Linked DNA regions of Homo sapiens: region 2 is linked to region 1. Evidence: chromatin contacts called from ENCODE Hi-C data. All regions are on one chromosome and are shown on one strand. The core of a region is the stretch at or near the end of the contact, and the rest is flanking DNA. Distances in the headings are between cores, read along the strand shown. Region 1 holds the start of LINC02254 (long intergenic non-protein coding RNA 2254). Region 2 holds the start of ARRDC4 (arrestin domain containing 4).

Region 1 (4,101 bases), core at 956-3,455:
CAAAACATAAGTGAAAATTAACTGCTATGAACTCTAAACCTATTTTAGATTTAAGGGAAATTATAATCATTCTCCTGATAATGAGTAGCAACATAAGACCCACAAATGTTTTGAATTAACTCTGATGACAGCATAGGATTTCTTCTGGCTGTTGCTCTCTTGTTAAATCATGTCTGAGGTATCCCTTATACAAAGGTATTCTCAAACATTTGCAATTTTAAATCAGCTTAGACATACCAATGTGAAACCAACTTAGAAATGAAGTCTGTATTCATTTCTCTTTAGATAGAAGACACATAAAGTCCCAGATAATATGTGTTAGCCAGGTGTAATCGAGATCATATTTTATCTTTCTCATTCTTTGTACCTGTGCTAAACCTGGCCCTGGTTAGCTTTCCCCATCTTGTAGGACTTCTAACAGTATTTCAATAAAACCAATATGTGATACTGATTTGCTCCTTGATCCCTGAACAGTGGTACATTTTTAACCATATTTCACTCCAGGCCATCTTGTAATTCCATCACTTGACTCCATGCCTAACTCTAGCTCTCCCTGTCTTCTTTGTCCATGTTCCAGGTAATGTGATTGGTACTACCACTGATGTATGGAACCCACAGTAGACAATGTCATGTTGGATTCTCAAGGCAAAGTGGAACTGGGTATACAGCTGTGGTGATTTTTAAGGGTCAACCTAGCAGAGCTGGAAATATGATTTCCAGAATTGCCTTCCTGTTATGGTTTGAATGAAGGTTGCCTGCAGAGGAATTTGTAAATGACTGGGCAGGTGAAGTAAAACAGTCGTCCTAAGGTTCAGAGAGTTGGAGTAGGGCTCCCAGCCTCACCAGAGCTGGGGCATATTGTCACTGACCCACTGGCTCTTCTTGCTGGGAAGGGCAGCCACTTGGACCCCCTCTCCTCCAGCTCCTCCTGTCTCTTCAAGTCTTAGGCCAAGTCCTGTTCAGAAATGTGGCCTAAGGTGTCACTCCTTCTTCAGATCACCCATGCCATCAAACTTGCAGGCAGTGAGAGACAGAAACAGTACCAATTTGTGCTCACAGGTTCCCATTTGTCTCTACGGGTTCCAGTATGTCCTCACGGATTTCAACTTGTCCTTGCGGTCACCACTTTCTGTCCAGCTTTTCTTCCCAGCCACAGGTCCTGCTGACCTACAGTGACTGGAGCCTCACCACATCCCACAATTACATAAGATGCAGCCCATCATAATCCCCACAGTCTGTGTCACTCTTAGTGGAACTACTTCCCTGACTGAATCCTAAATAACACAAGAGCAACAACGTTTCTCCATTGTTTCGTATGTCGGCTAGGTCTGAGGGACGGGACGGAAGCCCCCGGGGCTGGGGCTCACTCACTCTGTTCTTCATGTAACGCATTCACACCATGTGTATGAGCATTCAGCTTGGCGGGTGGAGCAGTTCGGCATTACTTGCTGGAAATAATTCAGAGCACTTATGACCAGGCTTTGGAACCCAAGCCAAGTGTTCTCGAGCACATCCGTACGGGGAACAAAAGTTTTGTTTTGTCCCCATCGTTCCCTCACCCGCTTCGGATGGGGAAATATTTGAAAAACGGAAGTGCCTATAATATTCTGCTTGTGCTACCAAAGTTCTAATGGTGTTTACCTGAAATGTTTCTATCATTCCCAAACTTTCAGGGTTTCTGTTGGTGATTGGCGAGGAACAGATTGCACTTTCCTGAACTGAAATCTAATGAATGCCACAAAGTGAAAATAAACTGGAGACACTTCAAAAAAGAAAAAGAAAAGAAAACTCACTTCAAGAAACCGAAGCTTTCCTACCCCCCTTCTTTTCCCCTCACTTGCAGCCAACTAAGCTCCCCACACATTCTGATCGTCTCCCTGCACAGTGTCTGTGGTGGTGACAACTGATTCATGTGTTCATTTGCATATCCCCCGGTGCCAGCAGCAGAATACAGAACGGGCCTCCTGTGCCGGCAGCCAACACAGCACTGGCAAATCAGGGAGCTGTCAGAAACAGCTGTCCATTAACGGAGTTTGTGGAAACAACCAGGAGCTGTTTGAAAATGCTAGGTGGTAGAATTTAATTGGAGTAGCAACTGTTCAAAATTAAGATTAAAAGGACCAGTCAGTCAACGTGGATTTCGTGACACCTTAAAAATAACGTTTCAGGTTTGATTAATGCTGCAAGAAGTTTGCACATTTCTCTCCTTTGCTGATAGGGCCTGCGTGCTGATAGTTGATTCAGTGAATATATGTAGCAGTGATAGCTCATGGGCTCCAGAGGTCAGATATCTTATTCTCTAGGCTGAAACCCTTGTTGCTTTAAGGAAACAGGATTTTAATAGGAATCACATGCAGATTGACTACAGGGAGCCAAGCGGTAGTGGAAGAAGCAAAGTTGGCGGTTTTGGAGACGGACGTCTATCTATCCACAGTGTGAGTACGTCTCAGCTCTGAGCGGCCCACCCTATCCCCTAAGCCCTCCTGGCCAGATACAGGAATTTACAGAATACACTCGCTTCCCAGCGGTGAGTTGAGAAGGAAAAGAGTTTTCATGGCCGGTTTAATCCTTGGCTTCTCTCCTGAACATGCCGAAAAGGGTGTCAGATGTTGCCAACATTGAAGCAAAGCGGGGAGTGGGTGGATGGGGTCACTGAAATACGAGGATCCGTAATGGTTTCCTAAAAAGACTTTTTATCCTTCTGAAAAATCTCAACTTTAGCATTCATTAAGATCAGAAAACAATCCTAACATGCCAGGCACAGCTACTTGTAATTTGAAACAGAGTTTGTAACCCCAAACACCACATTTTAACGATTTTTAATTTATGATTGAACTCTAGGTACTCAAGTCAACATTCTCAGTTCCACATTGATGATTCCTATTGTGGTCATTTAGTTTAATTCTTTGACTTTTATTCTTAAATAGATTGTCATGCTACTTCTTATAAACATCCATTTTAAAATTGAAAAGAACATTGAATGCAATTGAGAATGACAGCACATTTAGAGTACATTTAGATGTAATTGAGAGGGAAGGGGGTAAACTTGTTTTTCTAAGAAAACATCAGAGCGGATATACAGTAGGGTCAGGGCAATGAGTGCAAGGCGACAGTTCCAGATAGGTAGTGCACGACAGCCAGGAGAGGAAGTGACAGCTGGTGGCTTTAGTAAACAGATTTCAGTTTAGGATTTTCTGAACATTTTAATATGCTTCTCCACTGTACCTTTTGTTCCCAATTCAATAACAAAGCCGTTTCTTATTTGTTGCCTTGAAGTATCAGATTGGTTAGAAAACAGATATAGAAAAAAAAGAAAGTCACTTGGTATTAAAACAAAACATTTCTAAATATCTGACGCAATGTTATAGTAAAATGGGGGAGGTGAAGGGAAGGGAAGTTCTCCAAAAGAGAGCCTGGTGGGAATGCTTGCAAATGGAAAGACGTGGCATTTCATTCCTCGGAGGCTTTTTGCTTAAATTATGATCTCCTCCCAAACAATGTATATCTCCCAACTTCTACCCAACTGATCAAGAGGCCCAACTGACTGGTAGGGTCTTTAAAGAGAAAATAAAAGCTGTAAAGAATGAAACTGAGTAACACTGAAGGCATTAGTCTTATTAACAGCCAAGCTCATTTCAAAGATGCTGGACATTGAAAGAGATGGTTGTCCTTGAGTCCTGCTGTCTGTGTGGCATACACTGCCTGTCTCAATGAAAAGCACCAATTTGTGTTTGTTGTGAATATCTGTGAATACTGTCTTATGGCAGCTAGTTTTTAATTGTTGTCAGCCTCAAGGGAAAATGTGATTGAGTCCTCCATGCTGCAATAAGGCAAGAGGAGCTGTTCTTTGAGTGAAAACGTTCCCATTCAGCTATAGGGAACGACAGAAATGCTTCAGAATTCAGCATTTCCCTTGCTATTTTTAGTTAAATTAGGCTCACAATCATGAGACAGCGCTGCTGCATTGGCCCATGATATGACCAAAGTAAGCTGCTAACATTTCTGTAGCTTACAGAGATTCTAAGGGAAGTAGTTGTTGGAAAATACTAGTTTTAAGTAAAAAGATAAATGAAATCGAGGAAGAATTAAACATAACGTGAT
Region 2 (3,559 bases), core at 439-2,938, 440 kb before region 1:
TGGGGCCTGGGTTGATCCTGGAAGCCATACTGAGGAAAGTGCATGAAGGAGTAAGAACTATCACTAACACACTGTTCCCATTGATCCAAAAGGCAGTTTTGGTTCCAAATATAGTTTTCCTCACTACAATTTTGGGATGACTCAGATGATCACTTACCTCGAGGAGTTCACTGTGTCCACAGTAGGATAGGGCAAAACCACATATTCTATTATATTTTGTATAAGACATAGCACATAGATATAATGCGTTTACTCTTCAAGGAGAGGAGGTGCATACCATTGTTTTATTTGATAGATAAAAGCTCATGGCAAAAACGTAAAAGTTTAAACTAGTTTCCATCCATGAAATGAGTAAGACTCATGGTTCTTAGTATTTTCGTGACTAAAGGGATCCAATTTTGGTATCTAATATTAATGAAACGCTCATGTAGTGTGTCCCCACATGGGTACTTCTGGAAAAGTCTACACTGTGAACTGGACTTCACCAAAGTGAGCAGGAAGGGAAATCCCGACACGCCCTGATGCTCTTGTCTCTAAAGGCATTTTGAGTGGAGAGAAGTGGGGGAGAGGGGAAGAAGCGGGTAGGAGGGGAGGAGGAGGATGGGGAGGAAGAGGATGCGGAGGAAACAGCAGCAGTATCAGGTAGAGGTACAACTCTTACTAAGTTGCCCTGCTCCCCAGAAGAGGGAAACCAAGCATGATGATCAAGTCTGGAAAACACTTCCTTTGAACTCCTACCCCTCAGAAACTACTTCCCTATTCCCCAAACCAAATTTCTGCTAATTCATCATGAACCAAGAACGTATGCAGGATAGGGAGGAGTGGAGGCCATAGGACACGGGCACCGCAGAATGGAACCTCATAGCCGCCGGTTCCACCGTCCCTTTCTTGGACCAGAAGGAACAGGACCTAGATTTCTGGATCCCCCATTGTCCAATCACAGGTTCCCACCGCACCCAATGGCCCCCTCCCGTCGCGGTCCTAGAAAATCCCGAGCCACTGGTCCCGGTCAGGCCCGGCGGGCCAGGGGCGGGGCGCCAGGAAGAGCTGCGCACCCAGGACTTGCGGTCTCTCCTTACCCGCGAGGGTAGGCCGGACCCCACCCCCGGAAGCCCGCCCTGATCTCACCTGCCAGGTGGGCATCCCGAGGGTGCGCGGCCTCCCAGCCCCTCCCCGGCCCCGCAGCCTGGCGGGGGAACCCCAGGCGCTCGCCTGCGCTTACCGGCCGGGGGCTCCCGCAGGCTGAGGCGCACGTTCAGGTACTCCACCTCCGAGAAGACAGCCAGGGCCGCGGTGCTGGCCGAGGCGCGGGGGCAGGTGCTCGGGCCCCAGGCGGCGGTGGCGCGCCCCTGGGCCTCCAGGCGCAGCGCGCGCAGGGCCACCGGCTCGGACGCCTCCAGCAGCACGTGCCCGGCCACTGTCTCGCCGCTGGAATAGCAGCCCTTGCGCTCGTCCTCGAACACCAGACCCAGGCTCTTCACGCGGCCCTCGGCACCCACGGCCGCCGCGCACCCAGCCTCCCCGCCCATCCCGCCGGGCGACTCTTTCCTGCCCCTGAGGTCGGCAGAGGCCCGGAGCCGGGGTCGCGAGCACAGCGGCGCCGCTGTCACAGGCGCTCGCGGCAGGGTAAGGCCGCCGCGGCAGCCGTGCGGTACCCGATGGGGCACCGGCTCGCCGAGAGGCCTGTCGCTTTAACAAACCCAGTTGGGCCTGGAAAAGGGCCGGGACAGCCCACCCCCGGCGGGCGGCCATTGGTCAGCTGCGAGCCCTGCTTCTTGCTGATTTGTTGTAGATGGTCACTGAGTCATTTCATTGGCGCTCCCACGCGTGGGTGGGCGCAGGAAGGCCGTGCGTGATCAGGGAGTGTTGGCCAATCGGGAGGCTCCGGCGTGCACGTGCACAGGCCGTTTACTGGCTGAGGCCAGGCACAGTCCTGGAGCCCTGGCCAATAGTGAGGCGGTGCGCCCATGTGGACAGACAGTGGGAAACAGTATCTGTCAGGGAGGGGGCGGAACAGGGTTATCTCCGGCTCTCAGCGTGTCAGCCGTTCCCATAGTTACGAACGGGGGCGGGGTTTCTAGCAGCGTAAGGACTTTGCAGGAGCCACTGGGTTCTCGCTAAAGCATGAAGTTGTGGCTGTAACTGGCTTGTGTTTATGATTACATCTGCAATACTCGAGGGGAAATAGATGCTCTGGGAAACGGAACTCGGCAATATTTCCTTTTGAGATCTTGGGGGCCGGCCGCATCGGGACTTTAATGAATGACTTGGAATCTTCTAACCTCCAGGTTTTTGATCACCGCCTCTCCCAGGTTTCAGAATTCCCAGCCCATGTAAGAGCCATAGATAAGAAAAATGAGGGTTGTGGTTTTAAACCTGATACATCCCCTAAGGAGTTCTCCTCCTAAGCTCCGCAGTGTCGCTGTTAGGAATAGCTGGAACTCTGATTCTTCCTGCTGTAAATAAGATCATGAATCACATTGTTTTTGAACAACATCTGTCACTCAAGTTTCTGCCCCACCCGAAAGTTTCCTGACATCATTGTCATATCCACAGAAATTTCCAATTGCCTTGATGACTTGTTCCTCACGCCCAAGTTTCCTCCGGCTTGTCCTGCTACATTTTCCTTTTCAACCTTCCATTTTTTCTCTGTTCTGTTTTTTACCATCTTGCATAGCTGTCATTAGCTGGTCATCATTTTCTTAACTTTTAAGTTGTCCCCTTATCGACATGCCACGTTTGTGAGCTGTTATGTATTGATTAATCTCACAATGAAATTTAGCAATTTTCCTAAAAAAAAAACCTCAAAGTAAAGGTTGCTCTACTACCCTCGTTGAGTTTAGATTATTAATGTGGAGATTTAGTAAAGTTTTATAAGTTCAAAATTTCCTTATTACCTCTCAGAGAAAGTGGAAAAGTCACAAATTAGGCTCTGTGTAAAGTTCAGAAATAGTTGCTATTCTCTGACCATTTCGTCTAGAATAGCTCCCTACATGATCTTACTCTGCCTACTTTTTTTTTTATATAACACAACGTGACCTTACGTGTTTATCTATGTATTATCCATCCCACTCATTTGAAACACAGAACTTGTTCTCATTCGTTTTTTGACCTCTAGGGCCTAACACAGATCTTAGCATACAGTAAGTGCTCAATAAATGTTGAGTGATTGAATGATGTATCCTAACCGTGTAGTAGTATTGGCTCTGCAATACATGAATAGTGTTCTGCCTCTTACTCTACTAAACTTTCACTGTCTCCAGGCAATGGTTCCCTCCAAATTAAGTGGCTGGGAGAGGGAGAAAAGGACAATGGTCCTAACGGTAATGAAAGGACAAAATGGCAGGTTTTGCATTCTGTACTGGGAAAGACCAGACTCTCTGTTTTCATTTCAGTTAAGAACAGTTTTGGCCAGCCAGGCATGGTGGCTCACACCTGTAATACCAGCATTTCGGGAGGCCGAGGCGGGCAGATCACAAGGTCAAGAGATCGAGACCATCCTGGCCAACATGGTGAAACCCCGTTTCTACTAAAAATACAAAAATTAGCTGGGTGTGGT

What was found. Hi-C counts contacts between places; a loop is a spot of excess contacts on that map. Pooled maps may share reads with other maps.
Region 2: a loop to region 1 is called in a map of gastrocnemius medialis, with 4 times the contacts of the local background. The contact joins the promoter of ARRDC4 here to the promoter of LINC02254 in region 1. A Hi-C loop is called at or near these places in 2 of 168 maps with a recorded cell type or tissue (Right ventricle myocardium inferior and gastrocnemius medialis) and 2 of 50 pooled maps.

The regions. Positions count from the first base shown.
Region 1 is chr15:97,519,915-97,524,015 of GRCh38, reverse strand. LINC02254 (long intergenic non-protein coding RNA 2254) reads left to right here and starts at 2,205. Exons shown (of 5, transcript NR_120324.1): 1 at 2,205-2,435.
Region 2 is chr15:97,958,832-97,962,390 of GRCh38, reverse strand. It overlaps ARRDC4 (arrestin domain containing 4), which reads right to left and starts at 1,688. Exons shown (of 8, transcript NM_183376.3): 1 at 1,223-1,688. The coding sequence starts at 1,529.